Linked DNA regions of Homo sapiens: region 2 is linked to region 1. A link is an interaction called in ENCODE POLR2A ChIA-PET data of the cell type or tissue named here. Cell type or tissue: Caco-2. All regions are shown on one strand. Each heading gives the region's core, and the rest is flanking DNA. Links, peaks and the distances in the headings are about the cores only.

Region 1 (8,344 bases), core at 1,869-6,868:
TTAATATTTGATAGGATGGCATGGTACATAAACAGGTAGAACAAATCTGCTTTTAGTTTTCAAGAGATATTTTTTGTTTAACTGGAGGCAATAAAAGCAGACTCTAACAGCTTGACATCAGAGAGAACCCGCCAAGGGGACAGATCAAGGTCCCTCCGTCAGTAGCTTCCCTTGAAGCAGATGTGAAGTGGTCTTTTGTCAAGTTAATCTGCTAAAGACTAAACTATAACTACAGTCCCTCAGAAACCCTTGGCTGAATCGTTCCTTAGGTTGTGCCATCATTTAAGGCTCTTACCAGTGCTATCCAGCTTTTACCCCAACACACACTCTGTAGTAGCAGGTCACATTCACCTTTTTTCTCCATGATATGACACAGCAAAGAGGAAGAGGTCCAGTCCCCCTGAGGACTTTGGAAGTTTAAGTTCAAAGCTCAACTTGAGTTTCATCTCAAATAAGCCTTTTTAAAACCACTACCCTTCTCCCTCAGGAAACTGACCACCTCCTCCTCAACACAAGCTTTCATCATAGCACCTGTAAGACTTTATATGTCACTCACTGTTATTCCTCAAACTTACACATATATGCACTCCCAGCAACTGGCCTCATAAACACTGATTGAATGAAGAAGACTGAATTAAAGGGAAGTACTGAGCGAATCAGAAAACTTACTCTTCCACATGTGTTGGGACCTGCAGGACTGGATCTGTGCAAAAGAACAACAAAGCCATCATCAGAAACATCCCAAAATGTCAAGATTCCCAGAGGCTTCCCAGGACCAGGCCAAGTTGTACCGGTAATAACTTTCTCCCTCCTGTTAACCTACATGGGCTAGTGCACGTGAAGGTTATATGCATTTTTGTATCACCGTGCATATCTTTTAGAAAACATATCCACAATGATGCAAATGTAAGCTCTTGGATAGTTACTGAGGCTGGATAGAGAACTGAGACCAGAACAGAACTGCTTTCAAGAAACTTGCATATAACTTGGGGGATGGATGCAGAACGAAGAACCAGTCACCACACACCGTGGACAAGGGGTCAGAGCATCACTATCTGACACCTCAAAGACTTCTAAAACCTTAATCATTACCTTGTCCGATGCCTGGAGTAGCTCTACATATTCCCATTAGGAAAAGTAAAATGGGTTTAAGAACTAACTTTGATTGGCCAGTAAATGGACACACCTCTTTGGAGCGGCAATTCTAGAGCCTCCAAGTGTTCATTCCCTTTGGCCCCCCCATTGCATTTTTATAAAATCTAATTTAAAGACAATATAAACTATAGAAAATGGTTTTTGTACAAAGATGTGTACGTAGCAGCATTACAAATGACCTACCCAATAATATGGTTAAGTTATAGAATGTCCACTTGGCAAAAAATTAAGGCTTCTAAGAGGGCTAATAAAATTTTAAGACATATACAAACCTATGCTATTATGTTCAGGAGAAAAGATAACATTGTACATAGAGTATTAATGCAACTATGGGGAAAGGCTTCAATGTACCTAATTAGATGGAAAGATCAAAAATGCTAATTGTAAGTTATCCTTGTTGGAAATGCAACTCCCCCCAACCTTTTCTATATCTTAAAATTTCTGCAAGAGCAGGCATTACTTTTTAAATTGAGAACACGTTTTTTTCTCTAAGTCAATTTTACATTTGCAGCAATTAATGGCAGAATTCTTCCCTCCCTAGATTTTCCTGGGCACAAAGCAAGAGGAAGCTCCTGATTCCAGGGGCAGATGGTGGTGGCAGTGAGAGAGCATGAACACTGGCACAGCAGCACTGTGTAGTGACAGATCCAAAAGTCCGCAGGCAGGAGACTCACAGCGATGAGGTATTTCCAGCAACCAAAACCCCACAGCCATGCTATACACAACTTAATCTCTGGGGGGCAAGAACAGCAAGTATTCTTACATGATTTTGTATGCAGAATTCCAGACTCTGTAGGCTCTGCTTATGGTGACAGACGGCTGTCCAATCCATCCAATTATTGGATGAAGGAAAATCTTTTAAGCCTTATCATATGTTGACTTTGCTTAAAAGCCCAGCTCCTATACAAAGGCATATGGTGTTCACAACAACAGAGGTGTACACACACCATATGCGGTCTGTGGGCAGCAAACAAACAACTCACTAAACCAAAAACACTCTAGGAAACAGGAAGAACTTTCAGTCAGTAAGCACATGTTTATCTTTCCCATTAATCACCTCTCGGTACACTCTCACAAACAGACTGATGCAAGAGACAGGAAATAAAGGCACACCACACTCATCCTACTGAAACAAGCTAGTCAAGGTGCAATAACCCAGTTATTTTAACACCGGCCTGAAGGCATGCAAGCCAAGAAGAGCAAGAATATCATATTCCGAAGAAAACACAGCAGTAAAATGGCATCTTTTTTGTTTGTTTCAGCCACTTAAAGGTATCACAGATAAACACAGATTAAGAGGACATGGCCAAATTCCAGGAATTCACCAGAAACAAGACATGCAGACCAACATGATTTAAATTCCTGTTCATAACCTGATCTTTGCTGTACAGTGTTTGCTCAGTCACACAGACTCGTCTTCAGATGCAGATTTTCCTGGTTTTCTATAGCTTATCCACTGGTCACCTGACACTGAGGCCTCAGGTCCCAAGATATGCCCTGTATCAGGAAGGTTCCAGTTAAGATTCAGGACATTGGCAGGAGACAGGGGAAGATTCCCGGGACAACTACATTGGTGTTTAAGAACTGTGATTTTTTTTTTCTAGGCTTAGGAGAAGATAAACTCCAGTAGGAGGGCCTTATGGTTATCTTAGCATTTCCCATCCACTCAGTAAAATAAGCACCTGGAATAAGCCTCTTCAAAGCTGCAGCCCAGGTAAAGACACAATTATTAAGACAGTTCTGACAGAGGCAGACACACTGCTGCTTGGCTTCTGAAATGTAACAATGACCTAATTCTGTAAATGTTTTTCTTTAAGAATCATCTGAATTCAAGATTTGCTTTAAAATACTACAGAAAATAATTATACGGGGGGCGGGGAGGACAGATAAAACAAGAAGTGGCAGGCTGTTGATAACAGTTAAAGATGAGACACGGGAACACTGGAGTGTTATTTTACTACTCTCTGTACATATGGTTAAATTTTTTCATATTAAAAAAGGTTAAAGAGAAAATTATCTTTGGAAAGTCAGCAAAAATAAAAAGAGCATTATCTGAAAATGTGCACTAAAAGAGTAACATGAAAAAGTGGTTTTGATTTAATAATGAGAACTGATATCAGGTAAGATTCTTGCTTTAAAAAAAAAAGTTTTCAGCCATGTGAAAAGAAACACTGTCCTACCTGTAGGGATGTAAACAAATACTGCTGTAAAATAAGCCACTATCTATATGGGGCCCGATAAGAATAAAAGCCAATGTCACCAAGTTGTTTTACTTTCAGAAAAAAAAAGTTGTGGGGGAGTTACTTCACAAATATAAAAAGTGGCTGTTATGTAAGGTAAAGGTAAGGTTATCTGGTAAAGGTAGAGGGAAAATATAGCTGAAATCAAGGTTTGGTCTCCCAGGATTAACACGGGAAAGAAACAAACCTGCTCACTGATCCCCTGGGAGCAGCCACTGGCCTCAACTCCACTCCCCGGCCCCCATCGTGTGTCCAGCTGAGGCCTGGAATGGCACAAGTTTTACACCTGCAGGAACTGACATCCTGGGTGAGGTCACAAGATGCTCATTGCTAGGCTAATCTAAATCACTTCTTTAAGCTCAAATAACAAAACAGACGTCCACATCTTTCCTTTGTCCAAGTTCATAAGGGTAAAGTTTTAAACATTTCTGTCCCCAAAAGCAGTGAATTTTTGTCCCCACTCCCTCCTCCACACAGGGAGGAACATTGCCAGCTTCTCCCTTCAGCCTTTCTTCTCACTCAGAGAGCACATGCCTCTCTATAACTTCCACCCTAACCACAGTGGGGTTCTAGGCTCCCCTCTCCCGGGTCCTTTCTCTGGATCAACTGGACACGCCCACTACTTCCCACCAACGCCTCAGCCTCTGCTTGCCCAAGTCACGCCCTCTGTCTTTTGCCTGAGACTGGCTTCTACTCCTGACTACCGTATTTTATTAACAGTACCACCATTCTCCTAGAAGAAAGCCATGACTCAAACGACACTGTTGATGTCTATTTCTCCCTAACACATGCTATCAGTTGCCAAACTCTGTGGTCTGTTTCGATGCCAACCATAATTCTGTGTCCTGTTCCCATTCCCTTCAACACCATAGGAACCCTTTGTCTCTCAAGCCTTCCCTCCTCTCTTAATCTGTGTGGACTTTGGAATCAGACAAACCAAGGCATAAATCCTGGCTCTGCCAATCACCAGCTGAGTGACCTTGGCAAAGTTACTTAAGCTCGTGGAGCCTCAATTTCCTCATCAGTAAGGAAAAAAAAAATAGAGATAACATCAACCTCATGGGGCATCTCTATGTGGATTAAATGTTTGTCAAGACTATAAGTCAATGCCTTGACACTGAGAAGAGTGATCCTTTTAAAGGCATAAATCAGATTAAGCTTCTCTGTGACTCAAAATCCTTTGGTGGTTCCCCATCTCACTCAGTGAAGGCCAGTGTTTACACAGTGGTTCATAAATCCCAAGCAGTCCCTCCCTTTCAACCTGTCACCCTTTAACAATCTCCCACTATTTCCCACACACTCCATTCCAGCCATGCCGGCCTCCAAGTATTCAACAAGCACTGCCAGGCCTGCCCATGCCTCAGGACCTTTGCACTGGCTGTTCCTCTGCCTAGGTCTTTGATCAACTGTTGCCACCTCAGAGCGGTCTTCCATGATCACCTCCTACTGCCCAGGATTTCCAACCCTTCTTCCCTGCTTAATTTTTCTCCATGTCACTTACCACCTCTGTAGTTCTGTATATTTTATTGCTTACTTAATGCCCAACTCTGGCCACGGAGGGTTGGGATTTATTTTTTGTTGTCTGCATCTTCCCAAGGATCTAAAACAATACCTGACACACAGGTGGTAACCAACGTATTTGCTGAATGGAGTAATTAAGTGTCATTTCCTGTCTTAGTCTGTTTGTGTTCCTATAAAGGAATACCTGAGGCTGGGTAATTTATAAAGAAAAGAGGTTTATTTGGCTCACGTTTCTGCAGGCTGTACAAGAAGCATGGCATTAGCATTTGCCTCTGATGAGGGCTTCTGGCTGCTTCCACTAGTGGCAGAAGGCAAAGGGGAACCGGAGTGTACAGAGCTCACAGGGCGAGAGAAGCAGCGAGAGGGGAGAAGGTGCCAGGCTCTTTTTAAGAACCATCTCTCACAGGAATTAATAGGGTGAGGATTCACTCACTACAATGAGGACAGCGCCAAGCCATTCATGAGGGATCCACCCCCAAGACCCAAACACTTCCCATTAGGCTCCACCTCCATCACTGGGAATCAAATTTCAACATGAGGTTTGGAGGGTCAAATATTCAAACTAGCGCAGTTTCTTTCCTACTTCCACTCTTGGCCAGCCTGGAAATCCATTGTTGATCACTTTTAATAATCCAGCAGATAAGCTCTACTCACCCTGAACCCAGGATCTGCATAGCAGTCCCTGTTCCTCCACCCAGCCTTCTGAGCACAGCTGTAGAAAACACTGCGATCATTAGTGGAGATACCATGATACGTGGTATCTCCATGGTGTGGCCAGCTAGGCCCCTGCCACTAGGAGATCCTGGCTGGCTTCTGTTCTCACCCCTGTAGCTGATATTTCAAACTACTCCTTGCCTCAAGGTCCCTGTCTCTCCACAAATGACTCTGCCTTCTGTGTCATAGGGGATATTAAGGGAGACTGAGTGAGCTTGCTGAAACTTCCTACCCTTTGTCTTCTACATTTGCCCAGCTCCACCCTTCCCTTCACATCTCTATAAAGGGACAATGCTTTTGTCTTCACACTCATAGATTTTTCACACTCACATCTAGATCCTGTCTCCAAGGATCTTCAACTCCTCCTTTGCCTATAAACACAAAAACCTCTTGGCTCTGCCTGCTCTTCTGCACACTCTCCTTTTCCTCCAAAGTGCAACCATTTTAAGTTTACAGTTCAATCAATCTTGAAAAACACACACCCATGTAACTATCTTCACCATCAAGATACAGAACATTTCCATCACCCTAAAACATTTTTTCACATCCCTTTGGATTCAGTATTTCCAAATCTTGCTCCAGATAAGTACCAGTTCATTTTGTTTGTTCTAAAATTTCACAAATGACCACGTCATAGATACTCATTTGTGCCTGGCCTCTTTATCTCACATAATGTCTTGGAAATTCATCCATATTGTTGTATGTATCATAGTTCGCTCTTTTTTATTACCAAATAGTATTCTACTATAAGAATTTACCACAATCTGTTTACCTATTTACCTGCTGAGGGACATTTGAGTTGTTTTTATTTTCTTGGCTGGTGTGAATAAAGCTTCTGTGAACATTTGTGTACGAGTGTTTATTTGGACCTATTTTCATTTCTTTTTTTTTCTTTTCTTTCCTTTTTTTTTTTTTTTTTTTTTTTTTTTGAGATGGAGTCTCGCTCTGTCGCCCAGGCTGGAGTGCAGTGGCACAATCTCAGCAACCTGCAACCTCCACCTCCTGAGTTCAAGTGACTCTCCTGCCTCAGCCTACCGAGTAGCTGGGACTACAGGCGTGTGCCACCACACCCAGCTAATTTTTGTATTTGTAGTAGAGATGGGGTTTCACCTATTGGTCAGGCTGGTCTTGAATTCCTGACCTCGTGATTCACCCGCCGTGGCCTCCCAAAGTGCTGGGATTATAGGTGTGTGCCCAGCCTATTTTCATTTCTTAAAACAAGGAGGGGGACTGGCTGCATCATATTGTTTACCTCTGACAAAAAATTGACAAACAGTTTGCAAAACTGGTAGTACTGTTTTATATTTCCACCAGCAATGTATTAGAGATTCCTATGGAATTTTTAGAATGTTGATTCCTAGGTTCTTCCCCCAGGAAGCTGGCTTTGTAGGTAGAGACAAGGAATTTGCCTTTATAACCCAAGCTGGGTGATTGAGCCATGTGGGGAAACTACACTGCTCCGAATCCTCTGTTCCACCTTCCTGCCTTCTTACCTTCCTCCACTCACTGCCCTCCGGCCCCTACCCTCAGAATAAGATCAGAACTGCCACTGTCAAGTTCCCGTGATCAAAACCAACACTTGCAAATCCTCCGCATGGCATCTGAGGATGTTCTCCCTTGGACTCCTGACCCAGTCCCACTTGCAACTGCTATGGGTGTCTCAGCCCAAGGCCATACCCCCAGGACCTGCTCCTCAGTTCACATTCCCCAGATTGGCTAGTGGGTCCCACTTCCACCCAGTCACACAACCTAGAAACTCAGGAAGTCCCCAAACCAGTCCCTTTTAAGTGTACCTCTAGCAGTGACTGTAAATGTTTTGGGTTGGCCCTTTTGAAAAGTATTTAAGGGAGAGGGACAGGGATTACCCCGCATTGATAATTATTGAAGCTGGGTGCTGGGTACATGGTTTCATGATACTACTCTTCTTACTTTGGGGTATGTATAAAGTTTTTATAAAATGAAAAGTTAAAAAAAAAGCTAAAAACAGAAGCTATTTAAGGCAAACATCTGCAATAGGTTGGAGAGAATGGCCTGTTCCTCCTGCTCTCACCTGTGGCATAATTCTGAAGAGCCTGCTCTTCCAGTTGCACAGGGCACAGAGAGACTGAAGGGAAACCCAAGTTAAGAGCATGAAGGACCCTGTCAGGACCATCCCAGGCTTCCCTAAATGCAGGGCTGGCAAAATTCGTGAGGGCCTGGGGAAAACATGGGGTGATAAGTCAGCTGAACAGAAAAATGTCTTTGATGCAATCAACCAAAATTTAAATAATTGTTTCAAACCAGACTTCGAGATTGACGGCCTCTCTCTGGAGGTAGCTCTGGGCAGACTTCCTTCCATGTAGGAAGAAGTAAGATCCCTTTGATTACAGAAGCCACAAGAACAGGTTGCTCACTTAACTGGAGCTCAAGGAGCCTTGCAAGATCCTTCTCTTATCTTTCCCAGATGAGCACGGATATTTCTGGAACACCCTGCTTTTGCTTTTCCGTTGGACTCTAGATGACCTCTGGCTTTACTGCCCTCCTCCACCTTGTTCTTTCTGACCCCATCTGACCACCCTTCTGACCCCCATAACGCAGCAATGGAAATCAGCTCTCTCTTCTGCACAACTAAGATATTACCACACAGTTAGAAAGTCCCCAAACCAGTCCCTTCTAAGTGTAACCCTAGCAGTGATTTTAAATGTTCTGGGTTGGTATTCAAAATACCTTTTGAA
Region 2 (7,063 bases), core at 1,142-6,141, 480 kb before region 1:
CTGCAACCTCCTCTTCCCGGGTTCAAGCGATTCTCCTGCCTCATCCTTCTGAGTAGCTGGCATTACAGGCGCGCGCCACCACGGCCGGCTAATTTTTTTGTATTTTTAGTAGAGACGGGGTTTCACCATGTTGGTCAGACTGGTCTGGCACTCCTGACCTAGCGATCCGTCTGCCTCAGCCTCCCAAAGTGCTGGGATTACAGGCGTGAGCCACCGCGCCCGGCTGTCCTGCTTCTCTACCTGATATGTCATGCCCTTTGGACTTAATCTCACCAGCATGGGAGTCACTACAAAGCTTTTCAGCAGCTGCCGCTTTGTTTCTCTCCATCTTCTAACGGATTCGGTTTTCTCTTTCGAGACAGCAGAGAGAAAATGAAGAGGGGAGTTTAGCTCCAAAGGGCTTGTCTGATCATTCTCCCTCTCCCAAAGGCCTGTGACTCATCTGAGTCTGTCCCAAACCATCTCTTGCATCTAGGGGCTTAAGTGCACTGTGGCTATTTACATAAAACTTTATTACTTTAAAGCTCTAAGGGCTCATTTTGTGTTTCTAACTTTCCTATGTTGATAAAGCAAATATTAGATCCTTATTTATAAATAGGGAAGACGTTCAGAGAGATTAAACATTTGGGCAATTCACTTCTCTGGCAGCAGTTTCTTTCCCAGTACAATGAGGCAACAACAAAATATCATTCTGGACTTGCTCAGATTTAGGCAGCAATTTGGAAGCAAAGTCAGTTTCATAACTCAGATGTGTCTCCACTAAAACATTATGAGAAACAAAGTCCGGCGCTCTCTAGGCAACCGTGAGGGCTTGAGCACTAACTAGATCTGCTCAAGGGCAAGAGAGGAGCGAGTACCGTGCAGCCACGGAACGGACTTTGCGGGCAGTGGGGACGTGTTTTTGGAGCGAACCCGGTAAAGGAAGTGTGCTACGCCATCAAGGGCCCCCAGTCCCGGGTGCCGCGGGGACAGTGTAGGGTCATTAGCTGTTGAGCCGCCCCGGGCGGGCCCAAGCCTTTGGATCTCAGGTGACCGGCACAGGCGGCCGCGGGGTCCGGAACTGCTTGTTCCGGCAGTGGAAGAGACGCGCCGGCGTTGGCCGCTGCTGCTAGCAGCTTGAACCCCAGGGTCGGGACCGATGTCGGCTTGGGCTGCTGCCAGCCTAAGCAGGGCCGCTGCCCGATGCTTGCTGGCACGAGGCCCCGGGGTCAGGGCGGCTCCTCCGCGCGACCCCCGGCCCTCCCACCCCGAGCCCCGGGGCTGCGGTGCCGCTCCGGGCAGGACGCTGCACTTTACCGCGGCTGTCCCCGCCGGGCACAACAAGTGGTCCAAAGTCAGGCACATCAAGGGTCCGAAGGACGTCGAAAGGAGTCGCATCTTCTCCAAACTCTGTTTGAACATCCGCCTGGCAGTGAAAGGTGAGACCCTGACGGTCACCCAGCACTGGCTGCCGCTGCCCTCTCAGTGCCCGCAGCCTCGCTTGCCTCTCGGAATTGGGCCCACCTAGATCTCCGGCCCTTCACTTTGTTTTCCTTCCCCAGTACCCACCATTGCCCACCTCATAAATCCTCAAAACACCTACCCTACGTTGGAGGTTCTCACTCACTTTTCCAGACGCTGAGCATCTGGCCAGTTTGTCAGAGAGGGAGCTGCTCTTAAGAAGATAAGCCGGTAAGGTAGAAGTGACTTCATCCTAATCTAGCTGGGTACTTAATAGAAACAAGCCCTAAGAGTCAGGGCAGATGTGTGTCTCTCCTGAAGAGACAAATCAACCCCTCTGAAGTCGCCTCAAGTACCTTATTGGTTGTGGCAGGGGCACTGAGTAAAGCTATTACTTAAGTGCTTAGGCCTTAGCTTAGGCCTTAGTTTGCTTCATTAATGTTTCCCCAAGACACATTTCCTTGGAAGGTAGATTTGCAGCCATGTCTTTTCTCCCTTAGGTCGCCACACTGAAAAGGCTTTTTTTCTGTTTAGGGCCAGACATCTGTAGGAGCAAAGGAAAAGTCCTGTAGAAAGCATGGACTTTGGACTGGGCGCAGTGGCACAGCCTGTAATCCCAGGCCAGAGGCAGGCAGATCACTTGAGGTCAGGAGTTCAGGACTAGCCTGGCCAACATGGGGAAACCCTGTGTCTACTAAAAATAACAAAAAAAAAAAAAAAAAAAAACAGCTGGGCATGGTGGTGCATGCCTGTAATGCTGGCTACTCGGGAGGCTGAAGCAGGAGAATTGCTTGAACCCAGGAGTTGAAGGCTGCAGTAAGCGAGATTGCTCTACTGTACTCCATCCAGCCTGGGTGACAGAGCAAGACTCCATCTCAAAAAAAAAAAAAAAAAAAGAGAGAGAAACTGTGGACTTTGGAGTCAGGAAGACTGGTTTCTGTCACTGACTAACCTTGAACAAGTAGCTTAACTTGAGTTTCTCTGAAACAAGGATAATACCCACCTTGAGGTAGTTTATGGTTTATGGCACATCATAGGCATTCAGTTAATGTTAATTTACCCCCTCAGCTCATGCCTGGTATTTGTTTGCTTCCTTTTCTTCAAAATTCTTGATATTAAGTTCAAGCAACTTTTATTTATTTATTTATTTATTTATTTTGAGACAGAGTCTCACTCTGTCACCCAGGGTAGAGTGCAGTGGCGTGATCTTGGCCCATTGCAACCTCCACCTCCCAGGCTCAAGTGATTCTCCTGCTTTAGCCTCCGGAGTAGCTGGGACTACAAGTGTGCACCACCATGCCTGGCTAAATTTTTTTGTATTTTTAATAGAGACAGGGTTTCACCATGTTGGCCAGGCTGGTCTCGAACTCCTGACCTCAAATGATCTACCCACCTCCACCTCCCAAAGTGCTGGGATTGCAGGTATCAGCCACTGCATCCCAATGAAGTTCAACCAACTTGTGTTTATTTTGTGCCAGGCATGCCATTGGTACTAGAAAGATGATGAGATACAGCCCCTACCCTCAGATCACAATGTCATGTGAACATTTCAATAATTATGCACAAAGTGCTGGGCACGGTGGCTCACACCTGTAATCTCAACACTTTGGGAGGCTGAGGCCGGCGGATCACGAGGTCAGATCGAGACCATCCTGGCTAACACGGTGAAACCCCGTCTCTACTAAAAATACAAAAAAATTAGCCAGGCGTGGTGGTGGCGGGCGCCTATAGTCCCAGCTACTCAGGAGGCTGAGGCAGGAGAATGGCGTGAACCCAGAAGGCGGCGCTTGCAGTGAGCCGAGATTACACCACTGCACTCCAGCCTGGGCAACAGAGGAAAACTCTGTCTCAAAAAATAATAATAAAAATAAAATAAAATAAAAATAATTATTATGCACAAAGTAGTAGAGTAAGAGCAGTAATGAGTCCAGGAAGTGTTGTTACCATCTATAACCCTTCTTCATCTGACACAAAGTAGAGATCGCTGAAACCTAGCAGAATGAAAACCATCCCTAAAGACAATGAATTAGAAAGTTCTGGCCAGGCACGGTGCCTCATGCCTGTAACCCCAGCACTTTGGAAGGCCAAGGTGAGTGGATCACTTGAGGTCAGGAGTTCGAGACCAACCTGGCCAACGTGGTGAAACCTCATCTCTACTAAAAATACAAAAATTAGCTGGGCATGGTGGCAGACACCTGTAATCCCAGCTACTTAGGAGGCTGAGGCAGGAGAATCCCTTGAACCCGGGAGTGGGAGGTTGCATTGAGCCAAGATGAGCCAAGATCATGCCACTGCACTCCAGCATGGATGACAGAGTGAGACTCTGTCTCAAAAAAAAGGTCTTTTCTGGCCAGACATGGTGGCCCACACCTGTAATCCCGGCACTTTGGGAGGCCGAGTCAGGCAGATCACTTGAGCTCAGGAGTTTGAGACCAGCCTGGGCGACATGGTGAAAACCTGAATCTACAAAAAATACGAAAAAAATTACCTGGGTGTGGTGGTGCACACCAGTGGTCCCAGCTACTTGGGAGGCTGAGGCAGGAGGATCGCTTGAACCCTGGAGGTTGAGGCTACAGTGAGCTAAAATCATGCCACTGCACTCCAGCCTGGGTGACAAAGTGAGACTTTGTCTCAAAAAAAAAAAAAGTACTTTTCCAAAATACTTATCCAGGCCAGGGGCAGTGGCTCACACTTGTAATCCCAGCACTTTCGGAGGCCAAGGTGTGTGGATCACCTGAGGTCAGGAGTTCGAGACCAGCCTGGCCAACATGGCGAAACCTGGTCTCTACTAAAAATACAAAAATTAGCCGGGTGTGGTGGTGTGCACCTGTAATCCCAGCTACTCAGGAGGCTGAGGCAGGAGAATCACTTGAACCCAGGAGGTGGATGTTGCAGTGAGCCAAGATCGTGCCACTGCACTCCAGCCAGCAACAGAGTGAGACTCCATCTCAAAAAACAAACCAAAAAAACCCGAAAATACTTCTCCGTATCCCACTGAAACACTAGTTAAGGTATTCTAAGGTAACTGAGAGCTAAATGGTGATTTGCCACTCCTTTGGCTTGGTGGGGCTGGAAATCCCTTTTATTCTCCCATGTTGTAATGAGATGTCTTTGCTCACTCTTTTTTTTCTTTTTCTTTAAATCTCAGAAGGAGGCCCCAACCCTGAGCACAACAGCAACCTGGCCAATATCTTAGAGGTGTGTCGCAGCAAACATATGCCCAAGTCAACGATTGAGACAGCACTGAAAATGGAGGTGTGTACTGTTTGACATGCTTTTTATTGATCACAGCCTCTACCGGGCTCATGTCTGGATGGCCAACAAACACACTGTAAATTATCAGAGGGGCCAAGTGCAGTGGCTCACGACTATAATCCCAGCACTTTGGGAGGCTAAGGTGGGTGGATCACTTGAGGCCAGGAGTTTGGAGACCAGCCTGGCCAGCATGGTGAAACTCCATCTCTACTAAAAATACAAAAATTAGCTGGGCGTGGTGGCATATGCTTGTAATCCCAGCTACTGGGGAGGCTGAGGTGGAGGATCGCTTGAACCCAGGAGGTAGAGATTGCGGTGAGCCGAGATTGCACCACTGCACTCCAGCCTGGGCGACAGAGCGAGACTCTGTCTCAAAAAAAAAAAAAAAAATTATCAGAGAGAACGGTAGCAATGTAGTTGACGCCCTCAGCCTAGAGTCTTCTGAGAGCTCACCGTCCTTGGTCATTGGTTCTAGGAGCACAACTGGGAGTAGGATGCATAGGCAGTATGCAGGGCCATACAGTCAAGACCGGGACTGCTCAGCCAAGTTGTAGGGAGATGAGGTATTATAGAAAGAAGGGGCAGTGTGGGAGAAAGCCCTTACGTTAGGTGGAGGAAGTGTTTGTTTTTCAGATGTTTATGCCCTAAAGGAGAAAAGCCAGTAGAAAGGGAGAGGATGGGGGTGATAGAGATGGTGGGAGGGGCAGGTATATAGAGTCCACGTAAGGGTACACCTTTCTCTGGGGCAGGTAGGGAGGCTCTGAGGAAGTAATAGTTATCTTAATAGCTCAAAATTATTGAGTGCTTCCTGCAGGCTAAGCATGGATAAAAACTCTATGTGTGTTATCTCATCGAATCCTCAAAACCACCGTAAGTAGAAACTGAGGCACAGGAATGTTAGGTGAGTTGACTCAAGTCGCATAGAAAATGACAGACTTGAAACCAGATAGTCAGACTTTAGAGCCTGTGCTCTAACCGTTATGCTTATTGCCTTCATGTAGGCCATGGTGCAGAGAAGGTGGTGGAGACAGCAACTATTTTCCCCACCTAGTGGCCCTTTTTACCTTTGTGAAAGAGGAAGGGAGAAGTTATGAGTTGAGAATTCCTGGAAAGTTGCAGGACAGGGTGCTTGGAGTGGGGAATATTGAATACATGGACAAGGGATGAGTAGGGGCATGGAAGGTCCAGAAGAGATTAGTCCCTAGAGCTCTGGATTAATTGTTTCAATTTTGAGACCATGCTGTTTTCAGCAGCTCTTACGACAAGGCCTAGGTGTGTGATATTTCACAGCAGTACTCAGCAGCCCAGGGTAGGGACCTTGAGACTTGACCGGTGGGTTTCTTACAGGATGGGGGTGTAGGAGGATGAGTCTGAGTGGGATTGGGTAGGGACTAGATGTGGCATTTGGTTAGGGATGGTAGGAAGCAAAGCTGAGAGATGGCTGATGGATTGTTCAGGGACCGGAGAAACAGACTCCTTCCAAGTTAGGGGTAGTACTTCCTGTTACCTCAAAAGTTGGTTAGAGGGTGGGGACAAAAATAAAGATTGAGAGCTCAGGCTCCAGCCTAGAGAGCCCATCCCATGGAGTTAGTTTTGCGATACTTGTAGTTCTGGGCTGACATGTGGGAAGGAATTGGGAAACAGGAAAATGTGCTTGTGTTGTTTATTGCAGAAATCCAAGGACACTTATTTGCTGTATGAGGGTCGAGGCCCTGGTGGCTCTTCTCTGCTCATCGAGGCATTATCTAACAGTAGCCACAAGTGCCAAGCAGACATTAGACATATCCTGAATAAGAATGGGTAAGTGTGCGTCTGGGAGGAGTGGTAGGGGACAGAGCCTTTATGTTCCAATTCTCTGCAAGGCAAGTACTGTTGATCTCTGCTAGTGTTTCAGGGTTTTGTTTTTTGTTTTTTTGTTTTTTGAGACGGAGTCTCACTCTTGTCGCCCAGGCTGGAGTGCAATGGCATGATCTTGGCTCACTGCAACCTCTGCTTTCTGGGTTCAAGTGATTCTCCTGCCTCAGCCTCCTGAGTAGCTGGGATTAAAGATACCCACAGCCATGCCCAGCTAATTTTTGTATTTTTAGTAGAGGTGACAGGGTTTCATCATGTTGGCCAGACTGGTCTCGAACTCCTGATCTCAGGTGATCCACCTGCCTCAGCCTCCCAAAGTGCTGGGAGCCACCATGCCTGGCCATGTTTCAGGTTTTAAGCACACTTGCTCCTTAGCAGAATCTAATGAGTTAATTGACTTTCCCTTAATGTAGTTTCTACTAGCAGGATCCCAAAGACTTGTTCATCGGATGTAGAAGGGGATCTTTGTCCTATTATCCCCATCTGTAGCCATATAATGCCTAAGTCTTAAAAT

Evidence for each region. Peaks named below come from ENCODE experiments on the same cell type or tissue, not always from the same donor. Only the 100,000 strongest peaks of a DNase experiment are listed, where the experiment ranks them.
Region 2: POLR2A ChIA-PET joins it to region 1 with 8 read pairs; 1 of 35 experiments calls an interaction of 5 or more read pairs at or near these places.

What each region holds. Positions count from the first base shown.
Region 1 is chr17:64,080,106-64,088,449 of GRCh38, forward strand. ERN1 (endoplasmic reticulum to nucleus signaling 1) reads right to left here. Exons shown (of 22, transcript NM_001433.5): 3 at 670-703. Among named protein-coding and RNA genes, the nearest start is that of ERN1, 46 kb to the right of the region's middle. RefSeq lists an enhancer at 2,253-2,372. In Caco-2, for the core only: a CTCF peak has its summit at 2,046; DNase peaks (open chromatin) are centred at 2,282, 2,609 and 4,666.
Region 2 is chr17:63,599,946-63,607,008 of GRCh38, forward strand. TACO1 (translational activator of cytochrome c oxidase I) reads left to right here and starts at 950. Exons shown (of 5, transcript NM_016360.4): 1 at 950-1,418; 2 at 4,589-4,695; 3 at 6,368-6,495. The coding sequence starts at 1,139. In Caco-2, for the core only: no CTCF peak of the experiment used is centred there; no DNase peak of the experiment used is centred there; H3K4me3 peaks cover 893 bases.